Regions from separate parts of the Homo sapiens genome. Here region 2 is linked to region 1. A link is an interaction called in ENCODE POLR2A ChIA-PET data of the cell type or tissue named here. Cell type or tissue: OCI-LY7. All regions are shown on one strand. Links, peaks and the distances in the headings refer to the core of each region. The heading gives the core; the rest is flanking DNA. Region 1 has its middle 51 kb from the start of PICALM. Region 2 holds the start of LOC124902730 (a long non-coding RNA gene).

Region 1 (11,363 bases), core at 3,850-6,349:
ATACATAATGCCATAATGGAGTGTAACTAGAAGGGTATGAGCAATATTTTCCAAAATGTTTTCCTTAAAACCCTAGTCCTGTGACATGCTACATGATGAAAGGTTTCAAAGTCAAAAAAGTTAGGGAAATGCTGCCTTCTGTTTCCACCTCTTATAGAGTCATAATGCCCACGAACATGTTAAAAGTGGTCCTCTGTTGGTTCCTGTCTGTACCAGATTTCTAAATTTGGGCCTTGGCTCCTTTCTGCTGTCTCCCTAGGTGGTCTCATCCAGTTCTGTGACTTTGTTTCTTTGGGCTTATTTGAGAGTGTCTCACTGTGTCACCCAGGCTGGAATGTAGTGGCGCAATTTCAGCTCACTGCAACCTCCGCCCCCTGGGTTCAAGTAATTCCCATGCCTCAGCCTCCTGAGTAGCTGGGATTACAGGTGTGCACCACCGCACCTGGCTGATTTTTGTATTTTTAGTAGAGATGGGGTTTTGCCATGTTGGCCAGGCTGGTCTCGAACTCCAGTCCTCTAGCAATCCACCCACCTTGACTTCCCAAAGTGCTGGGATTACAGGCATGCACCATCACGCCCGACCCCAGTTCCATGACTTTAAATGCCATCTGTATGCTGATGATTTCTCAACATATATCTCAAACCTTTCCCCTAAACTCCAGACTCATATATATATTATTATTATAAATTATCATATATATTACTTATTTTCTTATGTTTTATATATATATAAAATTTATCTACTTGATAGCACCTCTTACACATGTATTATGCCACTACTTTCAATGACAAAAACCACCATACTTTAGCACCAACCTAAATAGGTATCTTGAACTTATCATGGATAAGGCTTCATTTCCTTCACCCCTTTAAGCCTCTGCTTCCTAGTCTCTCTTGGCTCAGTCAATACCACCAACATATATGTAAGTGCTCAAGCCCCAAAGCTGAAAGTCATTAGTGTCTTCTCTCTGATCTCTATTTCTCACATTAACTCATCAGGAAGTCTTGTTGTCACTACGCCTCAAACATGTGCTGAAGCCATTCACTTCTCTCTATCTGCACTGACACTCCTGCCATCTCTCAAAGGAACTATTGCAAGAGCCTAACTGGTTTCCACTTGTAATCTTAGCCTCTAAATTTCATTCTCCACACAACATGCAAGGAATTTTTCTTTTTCAAATGGTAAGTCAAATCATGCCAAGGCTTAAAACCTTCCAAATTGCTTTCCATTGCACCAACAACATCTTACTTCTCTAAGATCATACCTCATCACTTCTACTCCCCACCTTAATTATTCAGCTCCAACCACAGAAGCTCCTTTCTCTTCTTCCAACAGGCCAAGCTTTTTCCTGCCAGGTCTTTAGACTCACTGTTTCCTCTGCCTCCTGGGCTTCCCCACTTCCAGTTATACCCTTATAACCTTACCCCTTAAGGTCTTCAAAGTCCATACCACGATTTGAAATGCTCTTGTTTGTTTGTTCATATTTTCTGGTGAACCCCACCTACAAGGCAAATTCCATGAGGGCAGGGCAAGGATTTTATCTGTCCTGTTCGCTCTTCACCAGGGAATCCTCAGTACCTACAGTAGTGCCTAGCACAATATAGGTGCTCAGTAAATATTTGTTAACTGCATGGAATGGTTTGAGAAATTATGCAATGGAGAAAACTATGAAACTTTGTTTAACCCAGAATTCCTCAGATTTTTTTTGATTATAGAATACTACCTGCCTTTGTAAAGAATATTTGTTATCCCAAGGATCATTTCCTAGATTACACTTTGGTTTATGCTGGTTTAACTTCAGTATTGAGAAGGGCTAATATTTGAAACCCAGTAAATCTTAAACATCAAAACTTGAAAATCTCTTGTAAGCTAGCAATTTGGCAGCTCTTTGTGAGTCCAGGATATTTTTAATTAAGAGAATAAAAAGTAAGTTTAGTTTTAAAAGTAAGTTCTTGGGTGTTTTTTCTTGGAGATGTGGGTTCAAAAAACAGAGATAGTGGCTCAAGATCACAGGGCTCAGGGAAGGGTGAGGTGTTGGTGGAAGGGGAGAAGGAGTCCAGACAGGATACAGCAAAATTAAGGGATGTGGTTGACTAAGGGTAAATGAGATTGAGGCCCAGTAAAGCGTTCCTACTTCAAATGGAATTTTTAGAAACAGAAACCTGCAGTTGGAAACTTGGCTATTTTTATACTGTGTATGTTTTCTGTAATTATTTCTTTTCTGTTTTCCCTCATGTTTAGTAAAGCTGTTCTTGAAAATACCAGCCTGTCTCAGTTATGCCAAGGGAAAACATTTTTGTACACATTAAAATTTTTAAAGGAGAATCATACCGCTTTGGGGGAGGGGTGAATAGGTGATGTGGTGACATAAGAGAATCTGGAAAGCAGAAACCCAAAGTAGGGATGAGAGTGAGGCTGCAGAGTCAGGGAGAGTGGTTTACCCTCTTCTAACCTGGAGATATTTTTCAAGACTAATTTGGTTAATCTGTGAAAACTTTGGAAGGTTTTGTATTGAGCCTTAAGTAGACAAGGCTAATTCTTTACAAAGTCACATGTATACATTATTGAGCTATAAAAAACCGTTGGTAAAGGAATTGTCTGGTTGGCTTCTGTGCCTGGGCTGTCTGCATGTTGGAAACTAGATCTAGATTTTTAAAAGTATCAACATGGATAAGCATAGAAATGCTGTGCTCTAAGGGATGTAGTTAGAAATTTGGGTAATTACCTAACTGGCAGTTAGTAAAGGAATTACCAGACAATTGGTGAAGGAAATGAAAAGCCCTAAATGAAATTAGATAGGGAAAATTTGAGAAAGTCCACAAAGGTTTGAAATGTTGCGAAGATGTGAAAAGTTTTGTGCATGTAGCAGAGTGCTCTGAGTTCAGATCTCAGTATTTTCCAATCCATGATTGCACTAAGATTAGCAGCTGGACTTGACTTTGGGACAGGCTCTTGCTTTATTCTCAAGAGAGATCAGTGGGGATAGGGGGGCAGATTTCAGTCATCTTTATGACTGAAACCCAGAGGAATAACCCAGACATAGGGGCTTCAGATTAGGGAAGTTGAGTATTGTTTCTAGTAAGATAAAGAGCTTGCTCTGGGGCTCTTAAGTTGTAATCCTGAAAGGATGCTGATATGGTTTGTGATTTTTCTTCATTAAGTGAGACCTGGTCTTAGACTGTATACTAGGGTTTCCAGAAAAACAGAGACAGAGAGAGTACAGAGAAAGAGAGAGAGAGAGACAGAGAGAGAGAGAGAGGGATTGACTTATTATAAGGAATTGGTTCACATGATTATGAAGGCTAAGAAGTACAAAATCTGCAGAGCTGATGTGCCAGTTTGAGCCTCAAAGCTGGAAGCTACTGTAGAGCCAGGAAGAAATGATGTCCATGTTTGAAGGTTTGTCAAGCAAAAGAATTCTCTCTTACTCAAAGAAGGATCAGCTTTTGTTCTATTCAGGCCTTCAATTGATAGGATAAGCCCCATGCATATAATGGAAGGCAATCTGCTTTACCAAGATGAGATTTAAATATTAATCTTCTCCACAAATATCCTTACAGAAACACCTGGAAAAATGTTTGGCCAAATATCTGGGCACCCAGTGGCACAGTCAATTTGACATATAAAATTAACTATCACAGGAAGGAAGGAATGTGCATGATCAGATTTCCATCCAAGGAGATGAGCTGGCCCCAGAAACATGGTAGCAGGTTGGACATAAGGAGGGAGACAATCAGGTCCTACACCAGGCATGGCCAATGCATTTCATGATAATGACACTTGAGATTTCATTTAAGTTCTTCTTTTCTATATTGTGTTTCTCATCTGTTATCTTTGAGGCTTAGTGTTATGGGCTTAATTGTGTCCTCCTAAAAAAGATATGTTTCTGAAGCCCTAGCCCTTAGTACCTCAAAATGTGACCTTAAAGGCCGGGTGTGGTGGCTCATGCCTGTAATCCCAGCACTTTGGGAGGCCGAGGCAGATGAATCACCTCAGGTTGGGAGTTCGAGACCATCCTGACCAACATGGAGAAACCCCCATCTCTAGTAAAAATACAAAATTAGCCGGGCATGGCGGTGCATGCCTGTAATCCCAGCTACTCAGGACGCTGAGGCAGGAGAATCGCTTGAACCCAGAAGGCGGAGGTTGCAGTGAGCCAAGATTGTGCCACTGCATTCCAGTCTGGGCCACTGCATTCCAGTCTGGGCAAGAAGAGTGAAACTCCATCTAAAAAAAAAAAAAGGTGACCTTAATTGAAGACAGGGTCTTTACAGAGATAATCAAGTTTAAAAGAGGTCATTAGGCTGGACCCTAGTGCAGTATGACTGACATCCTTATAGGACTAGCAATTGGGATACAAAAACACAGAGAGTATAAAGGGAAGATGATGTTAGAGGCATAAGGAGAATATAGCCATCTACAGGTTAAGGAGAAAGTCCTCAAATGGAATACCCTTGCTGACCTCTTGATTTCGGACTTTAGACTACAGAACTGAGAGACAATCAATTTTTGTTGTTTAAGCCCCTCAGTTTGTGGTACTTTGTTATGATAGCTCTAAGAAACTAATACATTTAGTACAGTGTGTTAAACATAATAGCCTGTGTTAACTATACTTAAAAGGATAAAGGAAGGAGTAGAGAATAAAACTCAGGGGAGAGGGAGCAGCAGTACTCAGGAGAGGGCATGAAATGGCAGACACAATTGGGAACAGTTTCTGGAGTAGCAAGCAGTGGTCTATGGGAGTCTCAAATGAAATAATAAAGGTGATATTATTTTGTATTAAAAATACTATAACTAAGGGCAGTTATCACTATGACTTTTGACGATATCATACCCCCAAATATGTACCAGCTACCGAATGGAAAAACTACTGATACAACTAGTTCATAGTGATCATTCCTGTGTTTGATCACCTGAGAAGCATTAATGGGGTTTATATTAACTTTGAATATGTTAAAAATTAAAAGGTTTATATTAACATTGACAGTGTTGAAAAGTAAAGGGTATATATTAACTTTGACAATGTTAAAGATTAAAGGGATAATCTTTGACTATCTGCATCAACAACTGAGGGACAAACATCTTGACAGAGGATTCATATGAGTGGCAGAAACTACATCTTGCCTTGCAAATAACTCTCTATATTTGAATGCCACACATTGTTTGTTTCTAGAATCTCTTCCACTGAAATGTTACCCTAGATATAGATAAGGGGCACCAAAAGGCCAGAAGTATGAAAAAAGAAAGGATGAATAGAAGAAAGGAAAAGAGAGAGGAAGGAAGGAAGGGAGGCAGGCAGGGACATGGTACTTTTTCTTACCCCAGATCCAAGTTCCAACTCTTTTGAAACCCTAATATTTGGTTTCAGATGATACTGGATATTTTCTAAAGTAGCCAAATTTTTAGGTTATTTGACAAACATTGTGGTTAAATTATTAATATGGGATAAAGATATTATTTAATAGTAATTTGCAAAAATCAATGCTTCTTTAGTGTCCTCGTTTTAGGGTTTATTTCCAAAATTTTTGAAGCAGCATTCCATTTCAGAAAATGACATGAAGATTCTCTGGAGGTCTAGGAATTATGTAGATGGAAAAGAAATCTGATGACACTATCTTGACCTTTTTAATACTAAGTAATACTAACATAATAATAACAACAGCTATTCCTTTATTCTAAGGGTTTTCATTTTAAAGGCTTACTGTTATTCATTTTCAATGCATAGCTCCTTATTAATTATCATTTTCTAGGGCTATGTGGATGACTTGAGTTCTATTAAATACCAAATGATTTCTCACGTACCTAAGTTTGGAATCTACCTCTTTTAGTAGGCAGAAATTACTCTCCATGAGAATAGTGTCCAGGCAGTCCCAAGGAATGTAATTGTCCTTCTTTCTTGCTGATGAATAACTGCTGATGCTTCTAGTCCCAGGTACAGCTAGGAAAGAAAATGATGATGTATAACTTCAATAGCTTTCCTGGAGCAGGGAGCAGGGGATAGATTAAGTGTCCTTCTACATTTGTATATGTGCAAGAAAAGTACCTCATATTGTTTCCAAGGAAATGTTTAATAGGTTTTTCCTGGCCTGGGATAGTCCATGTATGGTATATACTGTCTTTACGTCCCAAAATTTTCTGCTAAGCATTCTGATCTCTGTACTCCGTGAAGTCATTTTTGTGAAGAAGGCCTTAAATGAAATCAATGGCTGGGCAAAGACTGTGAGAATGTTTGAACCAGTTCTTTATGATTTTTTAAAATTTTATTTATTTATTTATTTATTTATTTAATTAATTTATTTATTTATCTGAGACAGGGTCTCACTCTGTCGCCCAGGCTACAGTGCAGTGGCATGGTCTCGGCTTACTACAACCTCCACCTCCTGGGTTCAAGCAATTCTCCCCCCTTATCCTCCCGAGTAGCTGGGATTACAGGCACCTGCCACCACGCCCAGCTAATTTTTGTCTTTTTTGGTAGAGATGGGGTTTCACCATGTTGGCCAGGCTGGTCTCAAACTCCTGACCTCAAGTGATCCCCCACCTCGAACTCCCAAAGTGTTGGGATTACAGGCATGAGCTACCGTGCCTGGCCTTGAACCAGTTCTGATGTAATGCCTCTTGCAGGAAAATCCCAGGAGTTTTTGGGATGCTTGTTTCTGGTTCCACTACAAAACATCACAGTCTTAGGTAGACTTAATACAAGTGGACATAATTATGCAGCCCTGTTCCACATCATTAGTGAGAGTAAATGCCTCTGCCAGGATTCTGCCAACACTGTTTCTAGCCAGACATCCATTAGTAAACATTGCAGTCTTAAAATACTGGTTGGCTTCTGTGCCTGGGCTGTCTGCATAATGGAAACTAGGTCTAGATTTTTTAAAGTATCAACACGGATAAGCAAAGAAATGCTGTTCTCTAAGGGATGTAGTTAGAAATTTGGGGAACCCAGAATTTTGGTAAAGGCTTTTAAAATTTCTTCTTTTTAAATTTAAAATGTCCTTAATGAAAACATGAAAGTATTTCTTGTCTTATGATGATGCCAAGCAAGGGGCTAACTGGCTCCCTAGCTCTAACTCCGTCTGGCTCAGTATTACCATTTTACTTTCTACATAGAGACCAGAATACATTAAAACACTGTTTCTCTTCAACCTTAGTATTTGATCTATCCAAGTGGGTATTTCTAACAAATTGAAAGTATTTAATTGAAATGCATGTTATAAATAATTGCAATAATTTACACATTCTTAAAAATAACAATCCTTTTAGTTAGTAGATGCTCAACAATTTCAAAAACACCCTGTGTTCTCTCTTTTGATCCTTGACAACCCTGTGAGGTGGAAAGTGTACATGATACGGGTGAGAAAACTGAAGCTTAGAGAGATCAAGAATTTGGCTAAGGTCACAAACAAATTAGACTGTTTTCAAGATCTGCCTAAGAGTTTGTGATAATATCTTCTTAGTATTCCTTGTCGAAGGAGGAGAAACTGCCAGTTAGGTGGGAGAGTTCCAAACTCTGTACCCTGCACACAAGTCCTGTGATCTCATCTGGCTATGAGCTCCCCAGGCTTGCTACAACACCCTGAGTGACATCTGCCTCTGTCACTTGTCTAGAAGGAAAGGTGTTTAACCTAAAATGATTTACTTTCCACATGTAAGTAGTAGAAATCAAAAAGTCTTATCAGAAAGCCAACGTGATAAGAACTTTCTGAGACTTTTTCACAAACCAGTAGTACTGACATGGTTACAAACCTCATTGCCTTTTTGAGTAAAGAATGACAAATAAATGAGAATGGTAAATTGCAGATATCATCTTAGAAGCAGTGACATTCTTGGTAGGTATTGATAAAGAATAAGACATTGAACTTGCTGAGTCTCCTTCCCAGGAAGAACTCTATGAACTTCCATATGGTCTTTTCTTTTACATTCATCACAACAGCCCCACTGAGAGTCTAGACAGAAATTATGATCCCCATTTTACCTATAGAAAAGCTGAGGGTCCAGAGATCAATCGACTATTCCAAGGTCACATGGTGTCATCAGAAGAGACTCACACCAGAGCTAATTTCTCTTCAATGATTTGATTATTACATGTAAGTGACTTGCTTGAGGTAATCAAAGGAAAATATTTGGAGAATGAGGACATTTATGACATGCTTATCAAATATGCAGGTGACTGAGGACTGAGTGCTATGCTAGTCTTAGCTCTGATTTGGATAAGTTACTTAACCCTTCTGGGCCTCAATATCCTTCTTGGGGAAATGAGACAGTTAGTTGAACTAGATTAGGTTTTTCCAACTTTCTTTTTCTTTTTAATTTCATCAAATTAAAATCTGATGAATTTAATTGATAAAAGCTGATCCCGCCTCCTGCTTGGCTCCCTCCACCGCCTACTAGACCCCTGGACACAATCTAAAACCACAGTATTAGGTCATCTGAAAGCTTCTTCCTGTTCCTAAATTCACTGTTTTTATGATTGAAAGCAACTAGCCTCCTAATCTGGTACCTGTTCATGTTCCCTGCAGCATCTTGTGGTATAAAAGAGCCCCCAGACATGATGTCAGAGGAGCTGGGAGTGAATCCTCACAACCAATTATCTATGCAACCTTAATCAAGTTGCTTCACCTCTCTAAGTCTCTGTTTCCTCATCTATAAAATGAAGATAGTAACCCTTCCCAGGTAAGAGTGCTTTGTAAACTGTAAGAGACTAAGTAAATGGACGGTGTCATTAGTATTATCTCCTGTGTACAATATCCTTCTCCATGGAGAGGCGGCTTTATCCTTAGAATGACTCAGAGTACCAGTATGGGTTGAGCTGCTCTTTGGCAAGCTTGCCTTGGTATCTATTGTATTTGGGCTTCATCTTCCCGTGAGCTGAAAGCCAAGTCAGTAGAGAGGATGTGAGCTACCAACACAGCAAATAATTAAACCAAGGAGATGCCATCATTAAGTCCAAAGGGAAAAATTATCCCCATATGGTGACCTTGATAATAATTGCCCAGCTCTATTTCCCCCTCCACACGAAGCCATATTCCAATAATAATTACTGTCATTTGAGTGCTTACTTCATGCTAAGTAGATACTGTTGTTTACATGAGTTGTCTCATTTAATCTTCATAAGAACCTTTTCAATGGCATTACTCCTAATCTGCAGTGAGAAATAATCTGAAAAATAGTGTATTTTTCCTATTTTGTAGCTTAGAAAGGCTAACTAATTTGCTCAGATAATCAGTAAGTGACAGAGCCTGGACTCTGAATTTAAACCTCTGAACTGATCACCTCTGCCTCTCCCAATTGGAAGAAATGATTTTCCACACTCACTACGAGGGCCAACAGCCTCATTCCTGTTTATCTTTGCCATGCTTTAGTCAGCCCCATCTCTCCATGTTAATTATTATTTTCATTTCTTTCTCTATTCAAAAAGACTCCACTCATCTTCATAAAACTCAGAGGTGGAAAGCACCTATTAGTCATTGATGTCCCTGCTAACCACAACCCCCCTACTTGTTCTCTGTAACATGGTTTCTGCTCAGGGAGCCTCAGGGAACGGAGCCCAATCTCTTCCTTTGCGGAGTTAGTCCCGTAACTAATTCATCTCTGTCAGGAAGATTTTCCTCTTAGGTTTATCCTCTTCTTTAGTTTTGTATTTTATCCAATTCTTTCTCTCTGTGGGCTGCACACTTCAGCTCTTCAGATCACATTGCCTAAGCCTGCCCAGGCTCTCAGCAGTGATTTTGCTGAGCTGCCTCTTTCCCTTTTTCCATGGTCAGAGTAGCTTTCTTATTAGCACCTGGAGGATGGTGTCTCCAGTGGACAGAGGTAGAGGTGAGCCGTGGGAGGATGTTGGGAAAGAAAGTGAGGAGGAAGAGGTGTGAGCAGGAGGTTTGAAACCTGCTTAGTCAGAAACTCTTGGATCCAATTTGGCTTGGACCTTTCTCTTAAGTTGCCCCTCTACTGGCAGCAGAGGCATTTGCTATCCAGCTAGGCATGATTCCATTAGGATGCTGTCCCAGGCCCTAAAATTGGTGTCAGGAATCACAGAAATAAATGGAGTGCACCAGTACAAAGGAAGACATTGTGGTACAGTGGAAAGCATGTCAGCTTTAGGATTTGAAAAATCTAGTTTAAATCATTGCTCCACTTTTTACATAACTGTATGGTTTGGCAGTCATTTAACCTCCTGAACTTCAGCTTACTCATTTGTAAAATGGAGAGATAATACCTAGCTTAGGAGTTTCCGTAAGGATTATGGAGAATGGCCTCACACATAGTAGGCACTCAATCAATGACAGCTATTATTTTTCAAAGCCCTAATTCTAAACCACTTCCTCATAACCATGTTTCTTATTTGGAGTCTCCGGGCAACTGGCCTTACCTCTTATTCTTCCATTTTCATTGTGCTACAAACCAGCCTATAGCATTCTCATGTTCTAGCTTCACCTGCAGCATCAACAGTTCCAGACAGTTCCCCACAGTTCCTCACTGCCTTGAAAGCAGAACTCAGGTATGAGCTTTTAAATCCAAATTAACATTAATTTTGTTTTTCAATTTTTACTTTGATGTGAACTTTACCACTGCCATGTTGACAGGGACATAGATACTAATCTATAGGATAAAGCCCATTTATTAATAGGCTGTAAATGAGTGTTGGCAATTTCTCACTTGTATCAAAGACCCATTCCATATGCATGGGTATCAGCAGTAGTATCTTAATATGCAAACAAAATCCAACTTGAACAAATTTTGTTACAATACTCTTTTCAAGTGAATGCATATAAGCATCAGCCAAAAGAACACTGCCTGTCTCTTGGATAACTGAAATCTACTCATTTAACAAATATTTATTGAGAGTCTACAATGTACAAAAGACTTTGAAGGTGCTGGGATACATGATAGGACATGAGGTTAGCAGTCTTGGGGTCACTAAAGCAAATCCCCTCTTTAATGTAGCTTACATTGTAGTGAGAAACACAGGATACACAAGTAGACACATAAAGAAAATAATTTGAGATAATTTCTTCAATGGAGAAAACTAAGCAAAGTGATATAATAGTGACTAGAGAGGCTATTTTATTTATATATTTGTTTTTACTTTAACTTAAAATATCAAAATAATAGATGCACACTGGCCAGGTGCAGTGGCTTATGCCTGTAATCGCAGCACTTTGGGAGTCCAAGGTGGGCAGATCACTTGTGGCCAGGAGTTTGAGATCAGCCTGGGTAACAAGGCAAAACCCCATTTCTACTAAAAACAAAACACAAAAATTAGCCAGGTGAGGTGGCACACGCCTGCAGTCCCAGCTACTTGGGAGGCTGAGGCATGTGAGTTGCTTGAGCTGGGAGGCAAAGGTTGTAGTAAGCCGAGATC
Region 2 (11,363 bases), core at 235-2,734, 56 kb after region 1:
TATTTCTCTTGTTATAGCCACTACTGCAGATAGATGGTAACTGGGATTAGGTTTGGAGGATAATCTTGCATTTGTCGTTCTTTTTCTCTACCACTTCTGTGTTTACAAGCTCCCACGTTTTTGGAACTTGAATATACCTGGTAGTATTTGATTTAAAAATATATGTGTCGTTAATGTGCTTCTGTTTCTTTTCAATGAGGTTTTAAAATACAGGGATACTATTTTCCCTACATTGTTGATTAAAATGTCCTGTAATCAGTTCTCACTAATAAAATACCTTTATCTTAGGTAAAGTCTGACCAGTGAGTGGTTTACTAAACAAATACCTTCCTTGCACACACTAACATGCTTTGAGAAAATTAAAAAGTCTTCTACGGACAGTTCATGGTGTTGACATCATGAACTTTAGGCTTTAATACAGAAACCTGTCATTTCAAGTAATTTTTTGTCTTTTAGGAATTTTTCTTTATAGTGAAAGCTTAGTTTATGTGCACCTTTTAATGCCCCTAGCAACTGATGCTTATTTATATGAATCTAATGAAAATGATTTCATTTTAAAATGGCAGCATTTAACAAAAAATATGCTTAGGACTGTTGTTTTTCGTATAAGCCCTTAGAGTGTGGAGGTGGTTTCTGTCAGTTTCTCGCCAAGATCTTTCCACATTAGGAAGTGATTATTAATAATTCATGAATTATGGCTTAATTCATACTACATTATATACTTACTGAAGAAAGATTTTTTTGCTTTGCTTATACTGTAGGTGTTAGTGGATAATAGTGTTGACTAGCATCCCTAGTGTGAAAGAGTTGTCAAACTTGAAATATGTTTGTAAAAATAAACACGATTTCCGTTTAATCTTAGGCCTTTAGTAGCCATAATCAAGGTAGAGGAATAGCAGCCCTTATATTTGAAGAACTTCAGTTTTCCAGGCACTTTCTCATCATCTCATTTAATCCTGTCTCACAGCTGGAGGTGGGGGCAATTCATATACATAGAAAGTAGCTTCTAATTCCATTTAGCAGTACAGAATGCTTAAAAGAACCATAATTATTGCAGGATAGAAAAAACAAATTTTTTTTTTTTTTGAGACGGAGTCTCGCTCTGTCGCCAGGCTGGAGTGCAGTGGTGCGATCTTGGCTCACTGCAACCTCTGCCTCCCAGGTTCAAGAGATTCTGCCTCAGCCTCTTGAGTAGCTGTGACTACAGGCGCATGCCACCACACCCAGCTAATTTTTGTATTTTTAGTAGAGATGGGGTTTCACCATGTTGGCCAGGATGGTCTGGATCTCTTGACCACATGATTCGCCCGCCTCGGCCTCCCAAAGGGCTGGGATTACAGACGTGTGAGCCACTGTGCCTGGCCCACAATTTTTAATTTATAACTTCTTAATATAAAAATCATTTTTATCTGATCTTACAATCTTTAGTCTTAACCCCACCCCTTTTTTTGGATACAGGGTCTTGCTCTGTCTCTGGTGTGCAGTGGCAGGATCATGGCTCACTGCAGCCTTATCCTCCTCAGGCTCAAGAAATCCTCCCACATCAGTCTCCCAAGTAGCTGGGACTATAGGCATGTGCCACCACGCCTGGTTAATTAAAGAAACTTTTTATTTTTGGAGAGATGGGGGTCTCCCTATGTGGCCCAGGCTGGTCTTGAACTCCTGGGCTCAAGTAATCCTCTTGCCTCAGCCTCCCAGAGTGCTGGGATTACAGGTGTGAGCCAGCATGCCTGGCCCTTATCCTATTTTTTGATATGAATTCTTAATTTTCTTTATTCTTATTTACTATCGTTGGACATTTATATTTTGACATATTTCACTGAAATGTAATATTTATACTAATGGCTGTAATGTCTCCTTTTTTTTTTTTTTTTTTAAAATGAGGTGGGTCTTACTCTGTTGCCCAGGCTGGAGTGCAGTGGTGGAATCACATCTCACTGCAGCCTTGACTTCCCGGGTTCAGACAATCTTTCTGAGTACCTGGGACCACAGGCATCTGCTACCACGCACAGCTAATTTTTAATTTTTATACAGACAGGGTCTCCTTGTGTTGCTCGGGCAGGTCTCAAACTCCTGGGCTCAAGGATCCTCTCTACCAGCTGAGCCTCCTAAAGTGCTGGGATTATAGGTGTGAGTCACCATATCCTGTATGTCTCTGTTTTTTAATTCATATTTTCCCCAGTTAATTTACAGGGACATTTCATTTCAACCACTGCCTTATCTTTTCTAAAACAAAATCAAGATCAAGTTCTTACTAAGCATCCATTATCAACATATCTCTGGTCGATACAGCATGGTTATTTGTATGTTGTGAACTGGATCTAGAAATTGGAAATAAGTTTTTAAAAAGTAGGATTTGAATATTTTGCATATGTAGAATTTGTATTTGGGCTAGTGGTTTGTGTAACTACATTAAAAATGCGTATAACATACCAGACTGTACCTGAATTAATTCCCTTTTAAAGCACAAATGGTTTTTAATGTCTCAGTTAATAATATCTTATGGGTGCTTAGTTTGCGTATTGTCAAGAAGGATCTGGTAACTAGGATGTGATTTCTAAGAAGATGCATGTAAGGAAGAAATAAAGTAGAAGATCTGTCCCAGGATATCTTTTATTTAAAAGTAAGGTAACTGGGACTTTTTTTTTTTCCAAAAGGATCTTGTTTTAAGAAGACAGTTATTTTGTAATTAATGTCTGGGCTTCCTATTCTTTCCTGTAAGAATTAGTCATATGATTTATATTTTCATTTTTCATTATCCTTACTAGTCTTTTAGTAGTTTTGCAATACAGAAAATAGAAATAGAGTTATCAAAGTGGTAGTAATGAGTAAGATTTGATCACACATGTCAAATGCCTGAGGCATTTTATTTATTTTTATTTTTTCTGTCGCCATGGCAGAACAGAATGCCTGAGGTATATAATAAAATTCACAAATGTATCCTTTTTCCTCCCAGATATGTCTAGTTAAGTTTCTGAACAGTATGTGTTTTAAAAGAGGAACTCTAAAGAGAACTTAATATTCAACTATTTTTTGTAGCCGCTTATTCATAATTAGCAAATGAATTCTGAAATACTTTTGTAATTATTGTTCCCTGATGGATTTATTTGCTATGTTAAGAAATAGTATAAGACTTTGGGCATCTATATACCTTTTGTGTTTACTGAATATTTTATATATCTGGATAATTTTTAAAGGTGTCTTTGAATTTAAAGTTACTATGGCAGGTGAGAAGTGAAACACTTCATAAGATGTGATTGACATTTTTCTTTCATACGCTTTGTGAGACATTTATATGAAACATTTACTTTGATGTTTAAAAAACACTGATTGTTTAAAAATAATCTATTTTAATAATCAGAATTGCTTTCATTTAAAAATATTTGTTTATTTGGCCATGATAATCATTTAGAATAGTTAATGTGAAAGTTCACCGTAGACATAGTTGTTTCTCCTTTGTTTTCTTCAGCTCTGAAATGGTTAATTTCATGGTTTCTCACTTAAAATAAAGAAGTAAGAAAAATAAACTTACAGGCTTCTTGGCAAGAGGTTAGAGCCCTACCAGGAAGAAGTAGCCTTAGACTTTCAAAGTAAAGTCTTAGTATTTGCTCTTCCTGTTCTTTTGGTAGCTAAAGTGGCATTTCCGTTACTTTGTGTTCTGTCTTAGTATGTTCCCAGTTAAACTGCTTTATACGTTTCTCTAGAGAATCAAAATTTTGGACTTGACCTTTTAGTATTTTGTATGTTCACTGTGTATGTGAATCATTTTGGGCAGTTAGATAGTTCTTTAAAAGAGAATCTTGATGAACCTAAGCCTTTGTATTAAAAATTATGTTCAGAGTTGTGATTTGTTAGATTATCAGAAAATGAAGGATTTCTCAAGTTATATTATTATCAAGATATATTATATCCCCCACGAAAGTGGTACATTTGTTAAAATTGATGGACCTACATTCAGACATCTTTACCACCCAAAGTCCATGGTTTACATTAGGGTTTTTTTTTTTTTGAGACGGAGTTTCGCTCTTGTTGCCCAGGCTGGAGTGCAGTGGTGCGATCTCAGCTAACTGCAACCTTTGCCTCCTGGGTTCAAGGGATTCTCCTGCCTCAGCCTCCCAAATACCTGGGATTACAGGTGCCCACCACCACGCCCAGCTAAATTTTTGTATTTTTGATAGAGATGGGGCTTCACCATGTTGGCCAGGCTGGTCTCGAGCTCCTGACCTCAGGTGATCCACCCACCTCGGCCTCCCAAAGTGTTGGGATTACAGGCGTGAGCCACTGCGCCCGGCCAAGGTTTACTCTTGCTGTTTGTATGTTCTATGGGTTTGGCCAATTGTATGGCACATATCCACTGTTGTAGCGGTACAATGTTTATCTGCCCTGAAATACTCTGTGCTCCCCCTCGCCATCCCTTCTCTTCCCCAGCCACTGGCAACCACTATTTTTTGTTAACTGTCTCCATAGTTTTGCCTTTTCAAGATGTCATAGTTGGAATCATACAGTCTATAGCCTTTTCAGATTTTCTTTTTTCACGTACTAATATGCGTTTACGATTTCCTCAATGGCTTTTCACGGTTTGACAGCTTTTTTTTTTCTTTTGCACTTGACTATTCTATTATCTGGATATACCCGGGTTTATTTGTCCATTTACTTACTGAAGGACATCTTGGTTGCTCCCTAGTTTTGGCAATCGTGAATAAAGCTGCTATAAACATCAAACATCTGTGTGCGTGTCTTTTGTGTGGACATAAGTTTTCAGTTCGTTTGGGTAAATAGCAAGGAACACAGTTGCTGGATCATATGGTAAGAATACCTTTAGTTTTGCAAGAAACCTCTAAACTGTCTTTCAAAGTGATGGTACCATTTTATATTCCCACCAGTAATGAATGGGAGTTTCTGTTCACATTCTCACCAGCATTTGATATTGTCACTGTTAATGGGTTTTGGCCATTCTAATAGGTGTGTAGTGGTATTGTTTTAATTTGCATTTTCCTGATTATGTGACTTTTTTTCATATGCATACTCGCCATCTTTATATCTTCTTTAGTGAGGTGTCCGTTAAGGTCATTGTCCTGTTCTTAAAGTCAGGTTCTTTGTTTTCTTATTGTTGAGGTTTGAGAGTTGTTTATTTTGAATAACAGTCCTTTATCAAATGTGTCTTTTCTTTTCTTTTTTTTTTTTTTTTTTTTTTTTTGAGATGGAGTCTTGCTCTGTCTCCCGGGCTGGAGTGCAATGGGGCCATCTCATCTCACTGTAAGCTCTGTCTCCCAGGGGTTCAAGTGATTCTTCTGCCTCAGCCTCGCAAGTAGCTGGGATTACAGGTGTCTACCATCATGCCTGGCTAATTTTTGTATTTTTAGTAGAGATGGCGTTTGACCATATTAGCCAGGCTGGTCTTGAACTCCTCATCTCAGGTGATCCGCCTGCTTCAGCCTCCCAAAGTGTTGGGATTACAGGCATGAGCCACTGAGCCCGGCTATCAAATGTATCTTTTGCAAATATTTTCTCCCAGTCTGTGCCTTGTCTTTTTCATTCTCTTGACAATGCCTTTCACAGAGCAGAAAATTTTAATCTTAATGAAGTCCAGTTTAGCAGTTCTTTCTTTCATGGGTCATGCCTTCATCATTGTATTTAAAAAGTCATCAACAAACTCAAGGTCATCTAGATTGTCTTCTATGTCACCATTTGGGAGCTTTATAATTTTGCATTTTACATTTAGGTCTGTGATCCATTTTGAGTTAATTTTTGTGAGTGTAATGTCTGTCTCCTGATTCATTTTTTTTTTTTTTGCCTGTGGATATCTAGTTGTGCAGTACTATTTGTTGAAAAGATTATCTTTGCTGCATTGTATTGCCTTTCTCCTTTGCTGGCAGTGGTTCTTAAGGTGTGGTCTGGGGACTTTTGGGGGTCCTCAAGACCATTTCAGCAAGTTTGTGAGTTCAAAACTGTTTTCATATACTAAGACATTATTTGCCTTTTCTATTTTTATTCTTTCAAGAACCACTGTACAGTGGAGTTTTCTAGAGGCTGTGTGATGTGTGTGTGATATTGCCATAGGTTGAATGTAGTAGCAGATAATGATAATTCAACTATTTCCTATTAAACCACAAAATAGAGTTTTGCCAAAATGTGAAACAGTGCCACTCTTCTAAATTGTGGGGTTTTTTGAAAATACTGTTATTTTTCAAATGAATTAATGTTGATAAATTTATCAGTTTCAGTTTCTAACAGTAAATATTGGTAGAGAACCCCCACATGAAAGCTCTTGGCTCCTCAATTTTAAAAGTGTGAAGGTTCTGAGACTAAAAAAATGCACCTTTAGGGATGAGTGTGTATTAGAAGGGACAAAAGAGTACTCAAAGAGGAACTAGATCTAAGGGATCCTTTGAATTCTCAAAGTAATTTTGGATTTGATTTTGTAGGTAACAGTGCCTCAACTTTTGGAAGATTTCAAGCAAGAGATGTGGTATCATAATCCCTATGTCCACTTTATGTCCATAAATAGATTGGAAGGAGTGTTCAGTATGACTTGGAAAGGAAACTGCTGGGGCAAAAAAGTCTTAACAATAATATTTAAATTTTTTTCCCAAAGGCCTTAAAAATTAGTTATTAATTGGAACTCTTGATTATTTGTCCTCTCTCTTTTTTTTTTTTATGTCAAAACTATCCTTTTTTGTGAAAGTTAGGCAGGTTAGGTATCAATTGTGCCAAAAGTTCTTGACTACCAAACCGTTAGCCTTTGCACATATGATTCCTTGGACTAAAGACAGGGTCTGGCTCTGTCACCCAAGCTGGAGTGTAGTGTCATGATCATGGCTTACTGTAACTCTGAACTCTTGGGCTCAAGGGATTCTCTTGCCTCAGCCTCCTGAGTAGGTAGGACTACAGGTGTGTGCCACCATGCCCTGCTAAAGAGAAAGGGGTCTCTTTCCTAGGCTGGTCTCGAACTTCTGGCCTTGGCCTCCCAAAGTGCTGGGATTATAAGTGTGAGCCACCATGCTCGGCCTCTTTTAAACTGTCTTTACCTTGCTCCCATTAATATTCACATTTAAGGTAACCGCTTTCATAAAAACATCACTGAATAACTCCCCCTGGTCCTGTCAGTCCAGCATTATTCTCACCATTTATAGAGTTTCAAATATTGTTAAACTGTAGTGGCTATCTTGCTTTTATGTATTTTGGGTTTATGCACATTTCCTCCACAGAATAGGAATTGTTTTCGGTATTGTTCTCTATCTCTTCTCCAAGTACCTAGTCAGCAACCCCCCATGGGTGCTCAGTAAATATTGAATGATTATACTTAACCTCCCTTCATAGCTCAGACTATTCCATGAACAATTTATGGACATAAAAATCTATGCCAGTAGACATTTAAGGATATTTTTTATGGTGACTATGGAAATTGCCTGGTTACAAATTTATATATAGAGTCAGTAACATTGATAAAAACATAACAAATTACTGTTTCATGGAACTCATGAGGCATTAAGAGGCTTATTTAGTTTTGTTTAGATACAAGGTAGTGTCTTCCAAAACATTGTTACTTCAAAATTTTTGTAGCTGCTCCAGTTGAACACTATATTAAAATGCACATTTTTGAGGACATATTCTTGAAATTAGGAATGTAATTTTTAAGAATTAAACAGAGGACCAGAAATAGATCTGAGGAGTTTATCAGAGCTGCTTCCTTGCACAACTCTAGAAGGTGCCTGTCACACCTTTTTGTATGAAAGGTGCCTCCTAGAGTATAACTGTACAGTAGACTCATTTTTGATATAAGAAGGGATAAAGCACACTTAACAGATGATATCAAAATGTAAAAGAAAAGAAGTGTCTGTTTTAGAAGGAAGCTGTATGAGATAATAGGCAAAGGTTAGGGTGGTGGTAGCAATGGTGGTAAAAATAGGATCACTTAATCTAGATTACTTAATCAGTAAGTTGATTCCAGGGGCCAGTGGGAATTGCTGAAAGTTTCATCTGAATACATGGAATTTTTAGCAGTGATTAGGGGAATGGTGCTGGTATTTATAGCCATGAACTTATTACTTGAAAGCATCCTAGGGACCCAAGTCTTAATCAAGGGGCAGTTCTTCCAAGTAGTGGTTGAGGAAGTTGGGTATGCTTTCCAAAACTTCTTTCCTCACTAAAGATTGCAGATATACTCTGTAAGTGACTTCACAGAATATACTCAATTGTCATATTTTAATTTACATGTTTCTTCTGATTATAGGTCCCACGTGATTATAAGTTCTGAGATCAAGGGTCATCTTTGTGGGGGTGTGTGTGTGCACTTAAAATTTTATGTGCTGGTAATAGTTATCTTGTGGATATTTAAGAAATAGGAATGTGTGCCATATTTTAAATACACCTTATATGCAAAAATTTTAATGTAATTTAAGTATATCGCAAAAAATAAATAGCGGGTGGTATTCACACTGCAGAGGATTGGCAAGTCTTTTTAATATACTTCAAACAATTGTTGGCAGAAATCCGCCTCATGCACTGTATTGAATAATTTGAAACATTAGCATTTAACTAATCCAAAGCTAAGATAAAGAGATTTTGAGGTGAGGTGATAAATATATGCGGTTGTCCTTCAGTATCTATAGGGGATTGGTTCCAGGACCTCCCACAGATAAGAAAATCCAAGGGTGCTCAAATCCCTGATGTAAAATGACATTGTTTGCATATAACCTATGCACATCTCCTGAATACTTTAAATCATCTCTAGGTTACTTAAAATGCCTAATACAATATAAGTGCTACATAAACAGTTGTTATACTGTATTGTTTAGGGAATGATGACAAGGAAAAATGTCTGCGCATGTTCAGTAGAGATGCATTTTTTTGGTATATTTTCGATTCATGATTGAATCCATGATAATGGAACCCATTGATATGGAGGGCTAATTGTGTGTACATACACACACACACACATAATTTTTTATTCATTATTTATTTATTTATTTATATGTTTGTTTGTTTTTGAGATGGAGTCTTACTCTGTTGCCCAGGCTGGAGTGCAATGGCACGATCTCAGCTCCTACAACCTCTGCCTCCTGGGTTCAAGCGATTCTCCTGTCTCAGCCTCCCGGGTAGCTGGGATTACAGGCGCGAGCCACCAGGCCCAGCTAATTTTTGTATTTTTAGTAGAGACGGGGTTTCACCATGTTGGTCAGGCTGGTCTCAAACTCCTGACCTCGTGATCCGCCTGCCTCTCGGCCTCCCAAAGTGCTGGGATTGCAGGCGTGAGCCACCGCGCCTGGCCCCACACACATAATTTTCTTTTTTGCAATTATTTATTTTTTTTCCCTTTTAGAGTACACATTTTTTTGCAATTTTAAAATTGAGACATAATCTACATAACATAAAATTCAGTTTTAAAGTAGAGAATTCAGTGTTATTTAGTATGTTCACAGTGTTGTGTGCAACCATCCCCATTATGTAATTCTAGAACATTTTCCATCACCCAAGAAAGAGATCCTGTATCTGTTAACGGTCACTCCTAAGCTCTCCTCGGCCCCCCTGCAACCATTAATCCACTTTCTATCTATGAATTTTTCTGTTCTGTACATTTCGTATTAATGGAGTCATACAATATGTGGCCTTTTGTGCCTGGCTTCTTTCAGTTATAATGTTTTAAAGGTTTGTCCTTGTAGCACATATCAGTACTTTATTCATTTTTATAGGTGAGTAATACTCCCTTGTATAGTTACCCACATTTCATTTATACCTTCATTAGTTGGTGGACATTTGGGTTGTTTAGCCATTTGGGCTGTGAAGAATAGTACTGCTATGAACATTCACATACAAGTTTTCGTGTGAACATATTTTCAGTTCTCTTAGGTATATATCTAGGAGTAAAATTACTGGGTTATATGGTAATTCTGTGTAACTTTTTGAGGAACTACCAAACTGTTTTCCACATCAGTGACACTGTTTTACATTCCCATCAGCAATGTATGAAGATTCCTGTTTCTCCTCTACTTTCTTGCCAAACTTGTTATTTTCAGGATTTTAGTTTTATGATTTTTAAAAAATAGTCATCCTAGTGGGTGTGAAGTGTTATGTCATTGTGATTTTGGTTTCCATTTCCCTAGTGGTTAATGCTGTTTAGCATTTCTTTATGTGGTTATTGACTATTTGTATATCTTTGGGAAAATATCTATTCAAGGTCTTTTGCCTGTTTTAAAATTTGATCTTTATGTATTCTGGATACCAGAAGAGTACTTTACATACCTCACATACTAGATCTTTATATGATTTGTAATTTTTTTCCCCATTCTGTGGCTTGGCTTGTCACTTTCTTGATACAATGTCTTTTAATGCACAAAAGTTTTAAATTTTCAAGTCTAATTTTTCAAGGGTTTTTTCTTTTTTTTTTTTTTTAAAGACAGAGTCTTGTTCTGTCACCCAGGCTAGAGTGCAGTGGTGTGATCTTGGCTCACTGCAACTTCGCCTCCCAGGTTCAAGTGATCCTCCCACCTTAGCCTCCCGAGTAGCTGGGACTACAGGCATGTGCCACCATGCTGGCTAAGTTTTTGTATTTTTAGTAGAGACAGGGTTTTTCCATGTTGGCCAGGCTGGTCTTGAACTCCTGACCTCAAGCGATCTACCTGCCTCGGCCTCCCAAAATGCTGGGATTATAGACGTGAGCCATCACACTCTCACCCAGCCTCTGATTTTTTCGATTGTGCTTTCGATATATCTAAGAAATCATTGGCTGATTCAAGGTTATGCACCTTTACAACTCTAAGAGTTTTAGGAAGAAATTTTAGCTCTTAGATTTAAGATTGATCAATTTTGAGTTAACTTTTGTATATGGTATGAAGAAACACATTTGTATTAAGGAAAACCAAAGATATTTGGGTTTTTAATCTTTTGAAGTTGACATGGAATACAACTCTACTACCTCTGTGTAATGTGGAAATGGAATTGTGCAGGAGAAAAATGTTACTTGATGGCAATCTCCATGACTACTGGGTATAGTTTGGTGATGGATAACTGGAATTATTTGGGTCATTCTTTCAGCTGGATAAACCACTTAATCTGATCCAGTTTATATTTTTTACATTTTCAGAATAGTCTTAGATATATGAAGAAGGTAACAAATAGTTGCATGACTATCAATAAGTTGTTTTGGTCCACAAATAATAGTGTCATTGTATGTTTCCATGGTATCTTTTTTTTTTTTTTTGAGACGGAGTTTTGCTCTTGTCCAGGCTGGAGTGCAGTGGCACGATCTAGGCTCACTGCAACCTCCGCCTCCTGAGTTCAAGCGATTCTCCTGCCTTAGCCTCTCAAGTAGCTGGGATTACAGACGTGTGCCACCACGCCTGGCTAATTTTGTATTTTAGTAG

Evidence for each region. ChIA-PET counts read pairs that join two places held together with the same protein. Peaks named below come from ENCODE experiments on the same cell type or tissue, not always from the same donor. Only the 100,000 strongest peaks of a DNase experiment are listed, where the experiment ranks them.
Region 2: POLR2A ChIA-PET joins it to region 1 with 9 read pairs; 14 of 35 experiments call an interaction of 5 or more read pairs at or near these places.

The regions. Positions count from the first base shown.
Region 1 is chr11:86,114,644-86,126,006 of GRCh38, reverse strand. No RefSeq gene overlaps it. Among named protein-coding and RNA genes, the nearest start is that of PICALM, 51 kb to the right of the region's middle. RefSeq lists an enhancer at 9,248-9,717. In OCI-LY7, for the core only: no CTCF peak of the experiment used is centred there; no DNase peak of the experiment used is centred there.
Region 2 is chr11:86,055,165-86,066,527 of GRCh38, reverse strand. All of the region lies in intron 1 of PICALM (phosphatidylinositol binding clathrin assembly protein), which reads left to right. It overlaps LOC124902730 (a long non-coding RNA gene), which reads left to right and starts at 2,652. Exons shown (of 2, transcript XR_007062822.1): 1 at 2,652-11,363. In OCI-LY7, for the core only: no CTCF peak of the experiment used is centred there; no DNase peak of the experiment used is centred there; H3K4me3 peaks cover 1,575 bases.